Linked DNA regions of Homo sapiens: region 1 is linked to region 2. Evidence: chromatin loops called from intact Hi-C (ENCODE). Cell type or tissue: OCI-LY7. All regions are shown on one strand. Each heading gives the region's core, and the rest is flanking DNA. Links, peaks and the distances in the headings are about the cores only. Region 1 holds the start of LOC124907758 (a long non-coding RNA gene). Region 2 has its middle 15 kb from the start of SIX3-AS1.

The links. Peaks named below come from ENCODE experiments on the same cell type or tissue, not always from the same donor. Only the 100,000 strongest peaks of a DNase experiment are listed, where the experiment ranks them.
Region 1: a loop joins it to region 2, with 9 times the contacts of the local background. A loop is called at or near these places in 96 of 110 quality-filtered maps.

What each region holds. Positions count from the first base shown.
Region 1 is chr2:44,473,945-44,484,712 of GRCh38, forward strand. All of the region lies in intron 3 of CAMKMT (calmodulin-lysine N-methyltransferase), which reads left to right. LOC124907758 (a long non-coding RNA gene) reads left to right here and starts at 1,847. Exons shown (of 2, transcript XR_007086302.1): 1 at 1,847-10,768. In OCI-LY7, for the core only: CTCF peaks have their summits at 5,646 (motif pointing right) and 5,879; a DNase peak (open chromatin) is centred at 5,667.
Region 2 is chr2:44,951,501-44,962,268 of GRCh38, forward strand. No RefSeq gene overlaps it. Among named protein-coding and RNA genes, the nearest start is that of SIX3-AS1, 15 kb to the left of the region's middle. RefSeq lists silencers at 717-766, 4,204-4,393 and an enhancer at 3,627-4,333. In OCI-LY7, for the core only: CTCF peaks have their summits at 4,316 (motif pointing left) and 4,516; a DNase peak (open chromatin) is centred at 4,311.

The DNA of each region.
Region 1 (10,768 bases), core at 1,509-9,508, 480 kb before region 2:
GGCACCATCCAAATTGAATACTACTAAGCAGCAATTACATGATTTATAGCAGAGATTATTTGGCTATTTGCAGCACAAGGCAAAGGAGAAGGAATATAATCTCCATTCACATATACCTGTGTGCATATACATGGTATATGTGCATCATAATAAACATCACAGTTCTTCTTTGGAATTGTGAAATATCCTCTGAACTTAATAGAAATTTAGTAAGCATTGGGCCGGGCGTCGTGGCTCACACCTGTAATCCCAGCACTTTGGGAGGCCGAGGCAGGCGGATCACCTGAGGTTAGGAGTTCATGACTAGCCTGGCAAACATAGTGAAACCCCATCTCTACTAAAAATACAAAAAATTAGCCGGGTGTGGTGGCAGGTGCCTATAATACCAGCTACTCGGGAGGCTGAGGCAGGAGAATTGCTTGAACCCAGGAGATGGAGGTTGCAGTGGGCTGAGATTGTGCCATTGCACTCCAGCCTGGGTGACAGAGCGAGACTCCGTCTCAAAAAAAAAAAAAAAAAGAAAAAGAAAAAAGAAATGTAGTAAGTATCGAGAGGTAAGTAGTGAGTAAGAGAGAGATAAAGAGGGAGAGCGAAATGCTAATTTTTTTCAAAGGAAATATAACCAAGTCAACATGAAAATCATTCTGTTACTATTTAATTCCTATATGTCTATCAACCCAACTAGACCTATAATCTCTAAGGCAGTGACTGCTTCCTTTCAGATTCAAATTCAGCAAACAACTGTGTTAAATGTTATTCCTGACCTTCCTCACTATGCCAGACCAAATGCTCCTCCCTGTACTCCAAATAACATTGCTTGATATCTCTATTAATTGCACTAACAGCACTGTAAATACATGGAAACCCTCTATGCTGCAATTCTCTATTTCCGTTTTTGCTCTCTATTCTGCTAAAATGTAAGCTCCTCATACTAATAACTTTTCTTTATTCAGTGCCTGGTATGTAGAACTGAGTAATATTTATGACATTCATCGTGAAAGACTGGCCAGACACAAGAATGACAAGAAAAGACCTGAGACATAGTGATAGATGAAACTCGAGAATGTATTATTATTTGAACAAACTTGATTCTAATATTTACCAAAATGATACAGTTGAAAAGAGTCAAAATGTAATCCTTCTATAGCATGTGGCTTAGTTTAATATCCATGTTCCATTATTTCTTTTGTATCCTCTTGAGTATTTAATAAATTTTATTAATATCTGATTTAAATTTTAAAGTAGATAAATTAGGCTTTAATAAAAACAAATGGAAACTTTTAGTAAGTGGTTGGACTTGTTCTGAATAAAGGAATATAGAATGGACCTTATTTGAAAAGTTGAAGTTTTTAAATAGTAAGAATATAGGTTGAAATTTTTTTTTTTTTTTTGAGATGGAGTCTTGCTCTGTCACCCAGGCTGGAGTGCAGTGGCGTCATCTTGGCTCATTGCAACCTCCGCCTCCTGGGTTCTAGTGATTCTCCTGTCTCAGCTTCCTGAGTAGCTAGGATTACAGGTGCGTGCCACCACACCCAGCTAATTTTTGTTGTTTTAGTAGAGATGGGGTTTCACCATGTTGGCCAGGATGGTCTTGATCTCTTCACCTTGTGATCCGCCCGTCTTGGCTCCCAAAGTGCTGGGATTACAGGCATGAGCCACCGCGCCTGGCCTATAAGTAGAAATTTTTGAAAGGAATAACTGGTGTGGCAAGTAGAGCTGGCAACATTGTGTATATTACAAGGATGGCCTTCAAAAGGCAGAGGACTGTTGGATACCTCACTATTTTAAAGAGAAATTTTATTTAAAAAAGAAATCTTATGCATGATCTCATTTCAGTGTTGATTTACTAGAAGCATATGATGGACCTACGAACAGGACCCTTCAAATCAAAATGTATCGTTTAGGAATATTCTGAAGGGGAAAGTCTGTGACTGCATTCTCTGAGAACCATCTGCTCACCTACTTATGTCCCTTAAAACTGAAGCTTTAGGATATCCTTTGAAACCTTTTTGTTTCTTATCATATAATGTATGGTACCATAAATACCATTGCATTTGATTTTTGTGTGAAACAACACTAAATCACTATTAAAAAGGAAAGAATGAGGTTATCTTGCTGACAATTTAAAGAAAAGACTTCTTCATAATATATTTACGACATCTAAAATGCCTTTTGTCCTCAGGGTAGCACTGTAGTTCTTCGGTGCTTGAGTTGATACTGCAATTTAATACTGTACCTACAAAGAAAATTACAGTTTTTAAACTGTTTATTCCAAGTGCTTTCAAAATGAAGACACTACTAAAGTGGTGAAAGCATGTGGTTGGAAAAAAAAAAGTAGTAGGAGATTATTAATTTCTTAAAGGTAAAGATTATTGCAAATTCAAAAGATCCCACTCATTATCAATATGTGGTCCTTCTACAGTTTTGCATAGTATAACATATTCTTAAAATGGGATACATAGTGACTTTGTAGCATCAACTATTTAAATTTTCTAGCTCCTGAGTCCTTTTCTTGCTGTGAAATGTGTTCATTTTATTGTGTGATGATATTAACATATATCAAGAATATAAGTGAAATATTAAATCTTGTCATGTTCAGGGTTTTAGGGTTCTTAAAAATGTGTAAAGGTGTTTTTACACTGTGTAAAAAAAAACTTTATATGTTTGTGAGATTTTGAGTTACCTAATTTTATAAACTAAATTACTTTGTGAAAAAAAAAATGCTTAGAATCATATGTTCCATGTAGCTCAATATTGTTTTCTGGAATTGAATTAAATTATATCTACAGTTGCTTAACAGAAAGAGCACTTAATTTGTAATCCACAGACCTCGTGGTCTTAGGCAAGCCATGTAATTTACTTGTCTTTCAATTTCCTCATCTGTAAAATGGGGATAATAACTCAAAGGATTGGTCTAAGGATCAATGCTTATGAATAAAAAGCACCTAGTACATGACACATGGTGGGTGCTATATCCCAGCTATTATTATTATCCAAATGGCTTATTACTGAAGTAATGAAAGAAAGCTTTTATACAGTCATATCAATGGTAGTTCTGGGTTATAGTCTCAGAGACATCATTACTATGAGGATATAGAGAATTTAGGAAAATTTTAAAAATTATTTAAACAAAATTTGAAAAACATTGTAGGCATGTATTACCACATACAATTATATCTGCCTACCTATGTATTTAATCACTATCTTTTAGAAAACACACAACAAAAGTTCAGTTTGCCGTAGTTCATTATAGAGTTAATAGGAGCTTGGAGATTTGATCTAATAACATGCACTTCATAGTAGAGCAAACCCATGATGTTATCAGAAATTTTGGAGAAGTCCAGGATTGGGGTGTACAGGTGTACCCACCCTGAGAACCAGTGGATCTATATAAGTCTGGTGTATTGGTTTCAGTACAATGATATTTATATACAACTTTGTATCAAATAAGTTTGCTAAGCCCTATTATAAGTTAAAACTATTTTTAAACCATATTTCCCCACCCTGGTTTGGAAATTGATAAAACAGTTTAAAGCTGAAAAACATAAACTACAGTAACTCAATAAACAATTTAAAAATAAGTTGTGTAGGTAGCTGGAAAAAATTATAAATCTCAAAAGTATAGATTTAAGATAAAGCCCAGTTATCTAGAATTATAAGGTTATAGTACATTTTTGGTTGAGCACATTTAGCTTTTTCTATTCCTCCATTTTGCCTAGCTGCCATTTCTTAACTATGAAAGGAATTGAAGAGTCCATCAGAGCTTTTGTTCGCACTAAAGAATAGTCATTTGAAGAAAATGGTGCCAGGCCAGACATGTAAAGATATTTAAAGAAAAGAAGGAAGGTGATAGGCCTAAATTCAGGACTATTAGCATATTCACAATGGTACAGGTATAGGCTAAGCTTGGTCACAGGTGAAAGGCAGTAGTGTGAGAACTCATGGAATTAACAAAGCTACTTCACACAAAGGGACGGATGGTACTTCCTCCATGTCCATTCCTTTCTAAGATTTCAGTGGCAAACAGCGTATGTAAGGCTGCAGTGACAATTTGTTTCAGTGGCCCTAAAAAATACCTATATGTACCATAGATTTAATGTGTAAAATTAAAAGCAATGTATATTAAATATTTTCTAGGAATCTGTGATTTTGTGACCAAAGATCTGAATATACTTAAAAACAAATCCTAATTTTTTTCTAAAGAAACATGATAAATATCTGGATAGCTGGCTACATTTTGAAATATTCACCCAATATTTCTGCAATAGTCAGCATTTCAATAATAATTTTATTTGCTTTTTCATGGCTTTGAATTGGGTATTATTTTGTTTCTTTGTTTTGTTCTAAGTCTATATATTTTTTTTCTTGCCACCATTTGCTGTGATTACAGATATAGGTTTAGAGTTTAGCCTTTGCAATATCATCAGTTGATGGCATGTCTACAGCAATATGGTGGATAATATTTTTTATTTTCATAGTATGAGTGCTACTTGACTCTGACTGAATGATTTTCTGTTACAAGATTTTCTTTAGTTTATAGACCTACTTTACCTTGGCTTCTGAATATGCTGAAATCCTTCTGCCCTTGGTTATAACACCTTTTATTTGTTAACATTTAAAATGCTTTCAAATCTTTAACAATAATAAAGGCATTAGTTATTTTAATTAATTTGTATGGATGGAATAAAACCAAAGGGAAGGTGTCATTTTCTGGTTGCAATAAAAAGATATAAAAGTTAATTGCTTTTCTTTTCTTCCTTTTTTTTTTTTTTTTTGAGAGGCGTCTCGCTCTGTCGCCCAGGCTGGAGTGCAGTGGCACGATCTCGGCTCACTGCAAGCTCCACCTTCTGGGTTCACCCCATTCTCCTGCCTCAGCCTCCCGAGTAGCCGGGACTACAGGCGCCCGCCACCACGCCGGCTAATTTTTTGTATTTTTAGTAGAGACGGGGTTTCATCATGTTAGCCAGGATGGTCTCGATCTCCTGACCTCGTGATCCGCCCGCCTCGGCCTCCCAAGGTGCTGGGATTACAGGCGTGAGCCACCGCGCCCGGCAATTGCTTTTCTTTTCTAAGAAAATTTTGCTGACATCCTTGGTACATATTGCTATTCTTAAATGTTTGAGTTTACTAATCCTCAACAGTAAATATCTTTAAAAATGTATAACCTTGCTTAATATTAGTTACCTAAGAATGCCACAAGAAACTGGCATCTTTATAGTTACTTTATATTACAGAGTGTAATAAATTCTAGAAAGATGGGACTAATTATGGTAACAGACATTTTATACTCAATAAAAACTTTCCTTAATTTCACCCTTATGCAGGGAGTCTCAGTAGAGTACCTCTCTTTTGTGTCTTGGTTGGTATGGCATGGCACTAAGTGACATTAGATTAGCAACTGGGGAACAACTTTGTGAAACTGTTTATGGAAGTGAATTTTCAGAGTTCACGGTTGTGGGTTTTTTTCCTATCTCAGATCACCTAGCAACTTTAGATTCAGGCGGAAGTTGGAGTTTATTTTACAAAACATGAAAAAGCTTTTAAACCAACATTTTTGAGGTAAATCTGTAGCAAAAGTGAGGCCACCTGCTGTTAAGAAAAGTGCCTACACATTCATCACATTTCTGTCCCCAGTAGAGGGTACTGCTGAGTAAAACACTGCCATTGTTGTTCAGATCCTATAGGTGGCAGCAGTTCCTACAGTTTCAGAGCATAACAATGGCTCGATTTGTGGGTCTAAGAATAAAGCTGTCACGAACTCATGGAATCTTTATACTGTAAGGGCTCTTCTTTGAAATGTGATACATGAGAAAATTACCATTAATGTTTAGTTTCCCTTTTAAGATTTAAGTAGCTTATCTTTCTTTTAAGTTCCATTTTGTATTTGAAAGTGTGTCCCCAAACAAGTATTGACAGCCGTAATTTTATGGTGTTAAATTATGAAGTATAAATTTTTAGGTAATCTCAGGGAAAGATATGATGTAAACTTTTTTTTCTTTTCCTCTCCCACCCTAGCCTTCCACCCCAATTACAAGAATCATCCATTGTTAATGTTGACTGCTGCTGCAATCTTGAGAAGGAAGTCCTAGTTGCTATACAAGCATAATTTTCTCCATGTTCAGGAGCTGAGTGCTTAATGGTTTTAACATTGCCATTCAACTTTTAGGAGGCTTTGAACCAAATTGTAGCACCTATCAAAGAGTGATTTTATAACTCTCTTTAAGAAAAAAGATTTGAAACATACTGTAGTTTCTGTTAGGCGACACAGAACTGAGGATGTAAGTACTGTACTCTTAGAGCAACTCACCTTTTGCCACTCCCAAGCAGCAGAGTGCTTGTTACTTCAGTGGGTCACTTGCACACACATACACACACCCTCCACACATCCAGAATAAACTCCATATTAGGTATAACAATTGTAATTCATTCAGTTTTAACGGTCAAGTGAACATTAAAAAAATTTTCCCTGCTAATTATTGTGTTTAGTTCAGAGAGTTGCAAAATGCTAAATAAAACTAGTTTTTTGGTTCAAGTCAAAATAGAGTTAAGCCTATCTCTAGAAATGCCTATTCAGAAATTCAGCAACCCTTGTCTTATTGCTCAAATTAATTATCCAGAAACTGTATTATGATCGTTTACTCAAATTAATATGAAAATCTGAGAATTCTATCTTTGTTTTAAATTCAGGAAAGACTAGATTCTTTTTATTTATCATTTGAGATAACAAAGTAAACTAATGGCAATGTATGAGTATCTTAACGTATTTTGAAGGGAATAGGTTAAACTGTTACTCTTTTGGAGCTGATCTCTTTGTATCAATTAGGTACATTTGTAAACTCTATATTTTTGAACCATATTTTTGGAACTAATCTAAAGCTGTGAAATGAATACATTATTTCAAATTAAAACATACATATTTATATGTATTATACATATCATACATAGAGATGCATATATATATTTATTGAAGATAAAGGAAATGTAGGTTTTAGGGTTGTAGAACATTTGGATCATATAAATAGGAGATACATGCCTATACTTTCTATCATCCATATTATGTGTGTGTGTGTGTGTATGTATATATGAATACATTTATTCAATAGTATGTTCAGAATGATGTTTTTCATGAAGAATTATTAGTGTCACATATGATTCCATTTCCCATTTGGTGGATGTGAAAGGAAACAGAATTATATAAGCAAAAAAGTTTGCTGGGAACCTCACATGCTCTTAGTAATTATTTTGTGCATTGTCAGCTACTGAAAAAATTATTTGTTTTTAAAGGAACTACTAGGAGCAAAGTATAAATCAACTTATTTTTGAACACTTGTAATATTATATGTTCATATAAAATCTATTTTTGATGGCATAATGACAGTTTAATTATGTGCATTTTTTTGTCCTTGCTGTTGTTTTTAGCATATTTATAATAGCTAGCTGAATAGGAAAAAATCATCACTTAAGGCAAGGCTCTTCAGGTCATCTGTGAACATTCTGTCTATCCTTTCTTTAAAAATATTTTGAACACCAAGATATGACAAGATAAATTCCATTTTTATTTTTGCAATTCTCTTTCAGAAGCTTATGTTAAAATTAATTTCAGTTTATATTATTTTCTTATGTAACTTATGAACATGTAAGGATGATCACTTTGTTCTAATTTGTAAATTTTTACAAAGTATTTTAGTAAAATGATATATGTCCTTCAGTGAATTCATATTGCTATTCAACAAAACATTCCCTAATGATAAAGTTGATATTTATGTTTTGTAAGTAAAATCATTTCGATGAATGACAAAGCTTTTGATGAATCAGATACTATCAAAGCTTGGAGTTGTTTTCAGAAATTGAATGTATGCTGGTTTAAAAAATAAGCTAAAATATATTTTTAGGTATCATACATATGGGGAAAAAATGAGATATATAGTTAAGTTTGAACAGCTTAGACTCATTTAAACCCGGGTTTTAGAAATTTCAATTCCTTGTAATTAAAAATTCTGTTGATCTATTTAAAAATGAATATGTATTTAACTTTCCCATATTTAACAATAGTAAACTTTAATATTAGTAAAATATTACCTAAAAGATGTTCACAGAAACTGTTGACATGTTTGAAAGGATAGAATATAATTAACTCATGCATTTTGAGGGGAATTTTAGGGCTTAGAGAATTGCATAATAGACTGATAGGGAAAGACTTTCAGGAGAGGGAGCACAGTGACTGATATGCCTGAATTTGAGAAAGCAGCAGATACAATAAATGTCTGATTCTATGTAACAAGTAGTAAATGGAATTTTTCACTAATTGAATTTTTCTGTTTAACCTAGTGTCCATGTGTACGTATTGTACATATGACTAGTTTTGTAAGCATTAGAATATAATAAACTTAATCTTAAACATACACCCAAAACAATTACTTCCAAAAATTCTTCAGGAGGTCTATTGGAATCTTTAGTGTGAATGATTATCATTGTGAGCATCTATTGCTATTTTAGAGTCTTGCTTATGGGGAAAAATAATTTGATAATGATTGAGCTTTCTGATTACCTGGGTACTACATAAATAAGAGTGTTAACACTAATTTCTGTACATTTAGGTAAATATATTTACTTATAAACATTTAACGAAAATATTATTATTAAACATAGTTCTATTTTGAGTAAATAATTTAAAATGCTGGGACCGTTTTCTCTGAGTGGCCTTCTTCAGACTTCTGGACCCTAGAAATGGCCTTATACTTCACCCTAGGAGGGCCCTTTTTTTCACAGGCCTGAAACTCTGTAGAATCCATGTTGGATATTATTAATGAACATGTTTCTTTTTGTAGAGGGGAGAATGATGATTAGAAAGGTAAATTAGTATCATAAACACTCCAGATATTTCAGCATATGCGTGAAATTATTCTCTCTCTTCATGGAATCCATTGTCTTCATGTGCATCTAGTTTCGTGACCTACAAAAGAGGACTTCTGAGCCATGGGCATGTACAATCAGGTTCTGCTTAAAGTCAACATTTCTTATAAAGGCACCATCTGTATTACAAAGAATCATGATGCCAATGCTGTGGCTTTGAGTGCTGTCCAATGGAATCAACAAGTACATATAGCATGCATGTTGTGGGCAAGACATGTGCTTAGCACTATATAAAAATACACTAAAGGCTCCTACAACTGACATTTTCCCATTCAGGCCTGACTCTTCAGCCCTCTCTACTCTCTTACCTGAATAGATATGTCACCCTCAGTCAGTGTGGGGAGAATAAAGCTGAATGTGAAATTTAGCTGCCTTAACATTTAAAGTCAACTTTTCATTTAACTCATTTTTTTCTTCTGTGCTTTCAGAAAAACAATGATGAGATCAAAATTAGTTACTCATGAATTCAACCACAGTTATTAAACTTTACTATTTTTGAGGTATAGGGATCCAACAGTACCTGTTCTGAAGTTCATTTTAGTCTAATGGACTTTATTAGCCTTAAAGATGTTATCTAGTTAATGCAATATATTACACATAGGCAGTGTAATTGCTCTCCTCTGTTTAGAGAGTGTATATGAGTAGTCATAAATTCTTGATGGCATAACCCAAACTGGTATCCTAAATCCTTGACTTCTAATTTTAGACCATTGTACTTCTAAAGTTTGCTTGTAATTTGAGTATTAAGAAATTAAAGGACAAGAACATATGAAGGCCATCATGTAGCTCAAGGTCTAAGGGAAAATAATGCTGTTTCAGTTCTCAATATAAAACAAAAATAATTATATGAGTAATTATTCATTTTGAAAACTGATCTTCAAGTAAAACTGGGCTTAATCAAAAAAGGAGTAAGCCCTGAAGACCTTTTGCATTGTAAAATTCTAGCAAAGTTGTGATTCCCGTTGATTTTAAAGAGTGATAGGAGTGGAGCTTCTGAATATCCCCTGAGATTTTAGAAGTATATGATACTGGCAGTTGTCACAAAAATATATTTCTAGAGAAGTCTGAATAATTGACTCTTTAAAAATTATGTTTTCTTGCAAAATCTCTAAGGAACTGAAGAAGTTTCTAAGAATCACAGGCATGCTCTTAAAGCATTACCATGAGCCTTTACTCTGAAATACCTCATAGTGGTACCTCATACCTTCTTTGCAGAAATGAGTGCCTAAGTCCTAATGGGGAGAAATGTACTCCAAAATGATCTGAAGCCATTGGCAGGGAGACAGAAGAGATACTATTAGCAGAGCAGAAACAAAAATAGGTGGATAGAGCCAATGGGTTTTTTTTTTTTGGTAGAAACTGACAAACGATTTTAACGTTTATATGAAAATGTAAAGAACCAATAATAGTCAAAATCATCTGGAAGAAAAGGAAGAAAGTTGGAAGATTTACACTACCAGATATCAAGGCTTGTTATAAAGCTACAGTAATTAAGATAGCGTGGTATTGGTGTAAGGATTGATGAAAGTCAAATAAAATGATAAGGAGTCCAAAAATATACCCACATATATGTGGAAACTTGATTTTATAACATAGGTAGCACTGCAAAACAATGAAGATGGATGGTATTTTTAATAAAATATTCTGATTCAACTGGATAACCTCATGAAAAAAAATCATGGTCCTCTACCTCATACCATATACAAATATCAATTTCAGATTTCTATTTAGACTATAAGTCTAAATATAGAGGGTAAAGCAGTAAAGCTTCTAACATTAATGCATAAGAATATCTTCATGACCCTGAGTTAGGTAAGGATATCTTAAATAGGACAAAAAAAAAAAAACCATACAG
Region 2 (10,768 bases), core at 1,077-9,076:
GGGCAGCTTTTCCCCTCACACTACACACTCTTAGAGATGCCCCCAATATGATTCCATTCGTAAGACACACACAGTCACTGCTCTGCATGCACACACACACACACACACACACACCCCTCTGCCTTCTACAGTGGGCATAGGCAACCACCCACTTCTGCTCAGGGATGCCGCAAGGGACAGAAGCATATCTCCACTCCTAGCAACGACTCCCCACTTTTTACAAATAAAACCACGACTCTAACTGGTTTCTACACACACTCTTTTTGGAAAAGAAAAGGGCTTTAACCTGCAGGAGTCTAACCCGTCAAGACGTCGAGGACCTTTACAGAATGTGCTGGCAAGAAAGGAGAGCACAGGCAAGTCACACACACATGCATGTGCCAGGCTCTGCCTACACTCCAGCCCCGCCAGGCTGCTCACGGCAGGCTCAGTCAGGGTGGAGGCCCTCTCTGCCTGAGGATGGAAATGGCTGTGTGGCTGGAGGAGCTACAGACCAGCCAGGCACTGGCTGTTCTCTATCTTTTATTTTTTATTTTTATTTTTTTCTGAAAAGATGAGGCTTGGCAGGAGGGGCGAGTTCCCTGGGGACTTCTCGGATCCCTGCAGGCAGGAAGAGTGTGCGGGGCCCAGGAACCGAAACAGGAGGTCCGAGGGACCAAGGCAGGGTCCAGACGTGAGGGGGAGCGCGGCGGGGCGTGGGGGACGCGGCCCCCGGGGCAGGGGTCCGGGATCTGCGGACGTGGCCCGGTGGGGAGCGCGCCCCTTGGTCCCCGCTCCGCCCTCCGGCCTTCGCGGCGCTCTCTCGCTGGGCCTTTGTCCCCACCTCTCAGGCTCGGACTCCGTCTTTCTTCTTTCAGGCCGCTGGGAGGCGCTGTGGCCGAAGCCCCGGCCTCTCCCAGCCTGATGCCCTGGTCCTGCAGCCGCGCCGTCTTTCTCCGCACCCGGTTCCCGCGGGGCTGGGCTGCCTCAGGCGATGGCCCGGCCTGTGGCTGGGCCCGCACTGCCTTTGGTTTGTTGGATTTTGCGATATTTACCATAATAATTAATTTGCCGCCATTCAACAGAATATCTTAGCAAGGCCCCTTAACGACTGGAAGCGCTGCTAATTCCCTGCGTATGCGCCTCTCCCTCTGCAGCCCGGGACAGGCGCAGCCGCCTTTTGCCTGCCCCTACCTCGCCCGGGACACACTGGCGCCGCCTGGCCAGGCCCGACTGGGAGGAAGGACAGAGGACCGACGGACACTTGTACATGTGCGGGCGCACGGAACCCAGGCCCCGGCCACCGCTGCCTTTCCCCTGTGTGTCTGAGCTGAAGCGGCTACGCTTATACCGGGAGGTGAAACGGAAGCTCAGAGAGGGCCATAATTTGGCCACTGTCACACAGCCAACCTCCACCTTCACCCGGCTACACCAACACACTCGATGACCTTCTCTGTCTTCCTCGCCGTGCGCTCCCGATAGCGGGGGAAATACTTTTCTGAGACGCCTCTCTGGGCACGCAAGATGAGGCAAAAGCGGGAGAAGGGAGTGGGATAGGACCGGGAGCGGGCGGCCCTGGGCTCTGCCCTTCTGGGCGCGCCATCGCTCCCGCCACCTGCACTAGGACTTTGCAGGAACGCGCCTCCTACGCGCTGCCTAGGAGGACCAGACGCGAGACAAGCGCTCAGCAAGCAGCTACGTGCAGGCAGACCTACCAAGCCAGGAGAAAGAGCGGGGATTTCAGGGGCCTCCGCTCCCACAGCGGACCGGCCTCCGCTTAAACCACCAGCACTTCCCAGTGGGCCTGGGAATCGAGGATGTGAAGTGTGTGGATACATGTGAACGTTGTTGAGTGTGCAGTGAGACTGTTGTGCAGATTCTCATGAATTGCAAGAGAAATATTTACCTTGTGCGGGTGACAAGTCTACCTGCAGATGAGCCCGGGGGCTTGTCCAGTGCTTGTGAGCATGATGCAGAAATATCAACTAAGTTCTCGAAGAATGGAGGGGAGAGGGACAAGCACAATTGAGCCCTGTCCTCAAGTTTCTCACGATCCAGTAGGAGGGACAGTTGAGGTCACCACTTAAAAACAAACCAACCCCGTGGAGTTGCACACAGTGTTTCCCGGAGTGTCAACTTCGCAATTAATTACTACAACTTTGGCGGTGGGGATAGAGAGGGCTTCTCTGAGTTCTCTGAGCAGATGGCACTGACCCAGAAGGATGAATCGGATTGAGTGGAGGAGATTCTAGGCAGGAATGGCAGGTGGGAAGGCATGGAGGAGGTGTCAGGTCCAGTGGGGAGCAGTGCAGTGTGGCTGGCCCGCCGGGAGTACTGTAGTGTGGGGCCCATGGGTTTTTGAGAGGTTGGTAATTGATTCTGAGGGAAGAGGGAGTAGGGATTAATTACAAGATCAGGCAAGTTGTGTGGCCTTGATCCCATGGGTACTGGGGAGCCAAATAAAACTGTATGAAAGTGGCTGGGCGCGGTGGCTCACGCCTGTAATCCCAGGACTTTGGGAGGCCGAGGCGGGCGGATTACGTGGTCAGGAGATCGAGCCCATCCTGACCAACATGGTGAAACCCCGTCTCTACTAAAAATACAAAAATTAGCTGGGGGTGGTGGCACATGCCTGTAATCCCAGCCACTCGGGAGGCTGAGGCACAAGAAGCACTTGAACCCAGGAGGCGGAGGTTGCAGTGAGCTGAGATTGCCGCACTGCACTCCAGCCTGGAGACAGAGGGAGACTCCGTCTCAAAACAGTCAAACAAACAAACAAACAGACAAACAAAAAAACTGTATGAAAGCTTAAGTGGTAATATCCAGTGTCCTGCTTAAGGACTGTAGTCGGGGGCAGTGAGGCTGTAGACAGGAAGGCCCCTAGGAAACTATTCCAATAGGCAGGACTGAGCTAAGACGCCAGAATGGGTTAAAGGCATTTCCAAGGAGGAATGGTGAGGACTTGATGACCAGCTGCAGACCTTATAGGCTGCCCTCCGACCTTCAGCTTCCTGTGCGCTCACAATTCACGTGCTCACACGTGCTCCTTAGAGGGGTCTGTCGGTGGACGCCGCGAACCAATCAAACCCTTGCACTTTGTTCCAAAACCCATTCCCTACCAGAATGGGAGTCCTGTAGGGCCAGGTCTCCTCCCATACCCACCCATTTCGGCCTTTGTTCTACTGCACAATAACAGCTGGCACTGGGGTGCGGGAGGACGGTGAAAGCTCGAGTCCCAGGCTCCAAATCCTCCAGGAGTAACTGGGGTGACCCGAGGAGAGCAGCGCACTGGGTGAGTGGAAGCGTGGCCCGTGAGAAGGGTACCGAGGGTCAGAAGTGTCGCAAGGGACCCAGGACGCGCGCGCCTCCGAACCCCTGAGTCTTCGCAGGCTCTGCGAAACTTCAGTGCGCGCAGCCTCCTGCACACCGTTTTCGCGCGACCTCCTTGCCTCGGTCTCCAGGGGTCAAGCCAACCCAGCGCGGGAATGTTCCATTTGCCCTTTTGGGACATTCAGAGAGGCTTTTCCGGGCTGCCGCGGCGCTTCCACGCAGAGGAGGCGTCGGCTTCCAGGCAGCTTGGCGATCTTGTTATTGGACACGCGAGAGTTTAGAGACCCAGAGAAATGGAGTGAGTCAAAGTCAAACTCAAGTTTCTCGGCCCCTAGTCCTGCGATTCTTCCATTGCACATTGCACCCCTGGGCCTTTCACATCTGCTCCTAGCGAGCTTGGAGTGTAGGTGCGACCAGGGCGCATCTGTGCCAGTGCGTGTCTGCGTGCGTGGCCTTTGGGTGACTCCACGCCCGCAACTGTCTCCGACTGTGTGGGCGCGTGTGTGGCAGGTACCCAGGAGCAGGACAGGGAGGGAAGCCTCAGCTTCCAGACCCGCTCTCGCGTGCTGGCGGGAGCGGTGGGTAGGAGCAGGAGGTATGTGGTGAAGGATGTAGGCGGACTAGGGCTCTGTCCCCGCAGAAGAGTCCAGGACGCAACCCCTCACGCCGGGCCAGCGGGGAGGCAGGAGTATGGTGGACCCGTTCCCCCAGGGATGGGAGAGCTGAGGAAGGCTGCAGGTCGGATAGCTAGATTCCATGATGCCCCCAAGAAGTTGCCAGACTCCAGTCTGGGAGCTCTCAAGAGCCAGAGACCCAGGGAAGTCCCCTCTTTGGCCTCCGAGGACCCCGAAGCCTGGCAGCAGTGCTCAGCCTTGGACCCCGCGGTTCCGCGGCCGGACGCCCCTCGCGCTGGCTGTGCGCACCCTGGCGCAAAGCACTGCAGGTTGGAGGCGGAAAGCAGCGCGCTCTGGGGCCACTGGCGGGTTTTTGCTGCCACCTCGCGGCGATGGTGCATAGCATGCGAACCCTCCGCACCGCGGGCCTTGGTAGTGCACGTGGGTGGTGTGGGGGGCCTTGCCCTGCCGCGCTGTCCTTTTCTGCTCGAGTTTTCGCAACACCTCTTCCACCGGGATAGCCTGCTTCTCCTCTTGAGGGACTGCGCGCTGTCTTATACCAAAGTCCACCATTTTGCGTGGGTAGGACCCTCCACCCTGGCCTGTGGGATTTGGAGTCACCTTTCTAGCTCCTTTCTCTTGCTTTACTACTTGATCCCGTGGCTGCCCACCTGGACTTGCAATAGGTCTCATGCTAATATTTCCCTTCTTCGGCACTATTAACTTCTTGTCTTGCAGATAGATGCCTCTAGGTCTCCTACAGCGGGAGTGTGGGGCTGTCTTCCATGGTGATAGGCTGTCTGGTGGGAAGCCATGCGGAGCTAGTACCCTCTCCTCTCCACAAGGGCTTGCTGAAGGCCTTCCATATGCCTGACGCTGCCACACCTTGGAGACAGCCAATGGCAGCCTAGACCCTGGCCCTGCGATTATAGTTTAGTGCAAGCAGAGAAACACAATACACAAATTATCATTGAAGCTGCCATATGGAGGTATGGACAAAGTGGGAGCCCGAGGAGGGCCTTTGAAACAAATCTTGATGGATAAGCATGAGTTTTCCAGGCCAGTGAGGAGGGAAGGACAGTCAAGGGACTGGGAAGTGTGTGTCCAAAGACACCTGGGTACAAAAGAGCATTGGGTGCTGAGAGGGACAGCTGTTTCCTGGGGTGCTCCACAGTCTGATGGTGAAGACATTGCTTTGCTCTGGACAGCATAGCCAGCCAGCTTGGGCGAATGTATTGATAAGAGTATCAAGTGTCAGCAGTGAAAGGAATATTTGGAATTGCTTCGTTTTCCATTTAAATAGACAAGGAAACCGAGATTCTGGCTAAGTCTCTGTCCTTAAGTACAAAGCTAGTTAGGTGGCCGATTGCTCTATAGAGTCCACCATGGTGCCTAAGGGAGGCTGCGTTCCAATGCCAGGTGGTCTGGAAAGAGGATGGTGGTGGTGGTGGTGGGGAGTGGTTAAGAGGAGCCATCACAGGCTCTTTTCCTTTTCTCAGCTACAGTTTTGCTTGCCTGCTTCTCTCTCAGGCAGCATAAATACTAACCATTACTCTCTTCTCTACAGATGCAATCATTCTAAAAGCTTTGGGGTTTTTTGTTTGTTTGGTATGTTTGCTGCCAAAACTATTTGGCAGCCAAACCTGACCTAAACAGTATGAAGCTATTTATAGTCTTTATTTATCCTGCTTGTCATAGATATCAGATGTTTCACTGCAGAAATGCTGATGTGTTGGATTACAGGTACTGCTCTGGACCCCCTTGGGTGGTGTTATGTAATACAGAATATACGGACCATTATAGGTACCTTTCTGAAATCTCCAAAACTATGAATTTCCCAGGGTTTTTGGAAACGGTTTGCGGTCCTTTGGGATTGAGCCTGGATTGTCTTATGATAAAGAGGTTCATGGTGGGAGAGGAAGTCAGGAGAGACTGGGAATTTAAACAACGTAATGAGACAAACCATGATTGGTAGTTTGCAGGAAGAGTAGGTCAAGTTGGCTGTGGGACAGGGTCACAGGGCCAGCCCAGCAAAGCTGCTGGCATCCTGGAGGGCCTCAGGGGCTAGGGTCTTAAATTTCTTTTTTTCCTTTGAGACAGGGCCTCGCTCTGTCACCCAGGCTGCAGTGCAGTTGCATTATCATGGCTCACTGCAGCCTCACCCTTCAGGGCTCAAGCAGTCCTCCCACCTCAGCCTCCTGAGTAGCTGGGACAAAAGGTGCACACCACCATGCCCAGCTAATTTTTGTATTTTTTTAAGAGACAGGGTTTCACTATGTTGCACAAGCTGGTCTCAAACTCCTGGGCTCAAGTAGTCTTCCCACCTTGGCCTTCCAAAGTGCTGGGATTACAGACGTAAGCCACCGCACCCAGCCCTTAGATTTCTACACAAGCTGGAGAAGGTAGATAAGATCCTGGCTCCAGGCATTTTTTTCATGGCCGTTCTCTCCCAGAGTCAGACTCTCCCCTTGATGCCAGAATTCTCCCTTTCTCCAGACCCAGGGAACACCTAACTCCACCTCTCCGGGTCAGTCAGGTAGGGGCAGCCAGATGCTCACCCTATCCCCTGGATGTCCTGGGGGAAAATCCGTCTCTATCATAAAGCCATAGTAAGTGCCTAAAATGTGAAAACTTTACATGAGAAAGACAGCTGCGAAGGAGAAAGAAAGTGAAAATTTATGACTGAATGCTTTCTAGGCATCCAGCCATGTCCTAGGTTCTTACACCAGCTTATTTTTTTTTTCATCCTTGCAGCATCCTGGGAGATCAGTATTTTCATCCTCATTTTTATAGTTGAGGGAATTGAGGGCCTGAGGTTATAGGATTCTTGCTAGTCCTCTTTCTCCCCCTGAAGTCCCCCTGCAATAGGGTAAGAAGTTCTAGTCCAAGCTTTCCTCTCTTCCATCTTCCAGGAAAGCGGAGAGACTGGAGCCCTGGTAGTGTGTGTTGGAGGGGAGAATGTGGGTCCCTTGGAAGGGAGTGGCTGGGGGCCCTGAGCTCTGGGGGATAATCCAGGCCAACCCTGTGGTGCTCCTTTCCCAAAGCTCCATCAGAGACAAATAGAATTGTGACATATCCCCTTGTCCCTCCAGGGAAGGCTGCTCCCTCCTCAGTGGGTGTCACCTCCGTCTGCAGCTGTTTAGCTCTTCCTTCTGTGTCAACACTCCCCCCTTGTCTCTTTGTGAGAACTTCGGTTGTATTGTTGTTATTCTTGTTGTTGTTTTTGAGATGGAGTCTCCCTCTGATGGAGTCTCCTTCCATCACCCAGGCTGGAGTGCAGTGGCTCCATCTCAGCTCACTGCAACCTCTGCCTCCTGGGTTCAAGTGATTCTCCTTCCTCAGCCTCTTCAATAGCTGGGACTACAGGTGCACACCACCACGCCCAGCTTATTTATTTATTTATTTTTATTTTTAGTAGAAACAGGGTTTCAGCATATTGGCCAGGCTGGTCTTGAACTCCTGACCTTAAGTGATCTGCCTGCCTTGGCCTCCCAAAGTGCTGGGATTACAGGCATGAGCCACCGTGCCCGGCCGGCTGTATTGTTTTCTATGTTTATTTAAAACTAAAAACTTGCAATGATGCGAGTTTGGAACTGCATGCCCCAGGAACATCTGGGCTCCTGAGTCACTGGAGAACAGCTTAGAGACAGGGTGGGGACAGTAAGCTAAGCTGGGAAGAGTGACTCAGAGATACCAGAGTCATCATGACCTGTCCAGAAGCAGAGGAAACAGCGACCCTGCAGATGGGCCAGAAGGAGCTGGGATTTTTCAAGTAGCAGGAGAAAGGATGCACCTCAGGTGGTGGGGGAAGTGACAGTGCAGAAAATGGTGCCCTCATGGAGCTATCCTGGCCAGCAGAGAGCCCCAGACCACATTCTGCCTGGCTTTACTGTGATTGCAGTGCATGGCTTATTTCTCCTGCTAGACAGGGTATGGGGCTGTGTTAAATGCACCTTTTGTATTGCCCACAGCACCTAACACAAAGCCAGACTCTGTTGATTGGATGGGTGAGTGAATGAAAAAGTACCATAGGCTTAAAAACCAGGCAGTGCCGGGTGCGGTGGCTCATGCCTGTAATCCCAGCACTTTGGGAGGCCGAGGTGGGCGGATCACGAGGTCAGGAGATGGAGACCATCCTGGCTAAAATGGTGAAACCCTGTCTCTCCTAAAAATACAAAAAAATTAGCCGGGCGTGGTGGCATGTGCCTATAGTCCCAGCTACTTGGGAAGTTGAGGCAGGAGAATCGCTTGAACTCAGGAGTTGGAGGTTGCAGTGAGCCAAGATCGTGCCACTGCACTCCAGCCTGGGCGACAGAGTGAGACTCCATCTCAAAAACAAAACAAAACAAAACAAAAAAACAGGCATTACCAGCCTGCCACAGAATATGCCTAGAGAAATCTACAGGTGACCCTGATGGGGCATGCAGAACCCAGAGCCGTGGAAATCACCTAAAAGGAGGGGACCACCTAAAAGGAGGGGACAGGAGAGCATCTGAGCAGACTGTCTGTTGCCTGGAGCAACAGGAGGACTCTCTGGGGTCAGCTGAAAGGGAAGCAGTCAGGGGACTTGCAAGGGGGGAGTACCACTCGGGCAAGGGCAGGAGAATAACAGGCGGTGCCCTGGAGGAACACTGCATGCTGCTGAGGAAGGAGGGCGGCCTTGGCGATGATGTCACCATGAAGCACTTGGAATTGAGACAGAACATTCTCACTTGGGGTCAGTTTGTACCCTCGTACTGAAAGTTACTCCCTGGTGCTATCTGTACTCATCATATTTTGACACACTTTAGAGTAACCCTTCCATCTCTCCCTGCTTCTTTTTGAATTTAAACATCAAGCATTTGAACACAAGTCTTCATGTCCATTTATCTCAGTGTAAAGAGGAACAACTGGGCTGGGCGTGGTGGCTCATGCCCTCTCTTGGTACTTGATATAGTCAGTTGCCTGACTGCAAACCCAGGCCTACCCTGGGTAGAAAGAAAAGGGAGTTGTGACAGTTGCCAGGAAGATTTCTCTGTGGAAGCAGCTGGTGTTTTTCTGAGTGGAAACTTTGTGGAGGGAACTAGCATTTAATTAAAAAACAGGCTGGGCGCAGTGCCTTACACCTGTAATCCCAGCACTTTGGGAGGCCGAGGCGGGTGGATCACTTGAGGTCAGGAATTCGAGACCAGCCTGGCCAGTATGGCGAAACCCCATCTCCAATAAAAATACAAAAAATTAGCCAGGTTTAGTGGCCGGCACCTGTAATCCCAGCTACTTAGGAGGCTGAGGCAGGAGAATTGCTTGAACCTGGGAGGCGGAGGTTGCAGTGAGCCAAGATCGGGCCACTGCACTATAGCCTGGGCAACAGAGTGAGACTCCATCTCAAAAAAAAAAAAAAAAGGAATAACTGATGGGATCACGTTGACTTTCCCATTCTCTCCTCATAGACATGTGCTCAACAACTGCCTCTAGAGAGGAAGCAGGCCTGGTGGTGGCAGCTGTGGAGTAGGGACACGGTGGCTGGGATGGGGGTGGAGTTAGGGAGTGGGAAGCCGGGGGTCTATCTCCTGCCCATGGGCTTTTCCTATCTAGCCACATGGTAGATGAGCCCGTGCTCCTGGCCAGTTCTGCCCTCCTTGCCTCCATTTCATTTCAGGATTCCTGGCCACTCTCTCTGGTTGCCAGCCCAGCACCAAGCCTCCCAGACATTGATTCTCTGCTGCTCTGTGGCATAGAAGACTACAGTGATGGGCTCTGCAGACTTCACCTTGGAGTCCCCCTTTCATCCCTGCTCATTAGTCTCCTCCTCGGTTGTTTGGTTGAATGTTTCCTAATGCCAAGGGGTAGGGGCAACGTATGATATCTTCACTTTTTTACATCTCAGCATGACCCTGGCTTCCCCTCCTTCCTCCTTCCTGCTGCCTTGCCTTTTTACCCATCTACCTCCTGCTCACAGGATGGACACTGCCTTGTCCCTAGCAGCTCCAGCAGCTCCCTTCTCCAAATGCCCCCCTTCTCTAGGTGGCCCTTTCCGTCATGTCCTGGCCTTTGGATGTTGGTTCCCATAATGCAGATGAGAAGGTGGAGGCAGAGAGAGGGGAAGAAGCCGGCCAAGGCTGAACACTGAAGCACCCTCAGGGCCAAGGCAGGCATTCTCCTGCTGGATCGAAGGGCCCCTGGGAGACCCAGGATGCCCATGAAGAAGGTTCCCATCCCTGGGGCCCTGCTAAAGCTTCCCAGTGGGGGCCACATGTCTCCCACACTTCTAGGGCAGTGTTTCCCAAACTTACCTGACCATGAGGGGCACCTGAGGCTCTTGTCAAACGGTCACAGTTCTGAGTCCTTATTGCATTGGAATCCCCAGGTGCTGGAGGTGATTCTTATGAATAGGCAGGATGGGAAAATACTGCCTGATGGCCTTGTTCCTCAGTGCAAGGGTGAGGGAGGGGTCCTAGCAGCGCTAGTACCTCTTGGGGACTCGTTAGAAACGCATTTTAGAGTTTGAGACCAGCCTGGCCAACGTGGTGAAACTCTGTCTCTACTAAAAATACAAAAATTACCAGCATGGTGGTGCTGGCCTGTAGTCCCAGCTACTTGGGAGACTGAGGCAGGAGAATTGCTTGAACCTGGGAAGCAGAGGCTGCAGTGAGCCAAGATTGTGCCACTGCACTCCAGCCTGGGTGATGACTCCATCTCAAAAAAAAAAGAAAAAGAAAAAAGAAAAAGAAAAATGCATTTTAACAAGATCCCAGGTGTTTTGTAGGCACAGGGGTGTCTCTGGGTTGGAAATTCTTCAAGGTGACACCTTGTGTCAGGGAGAAATGCAGGCCTTGTAACCTTGGTCCTGTCATTTCAGCAATCTG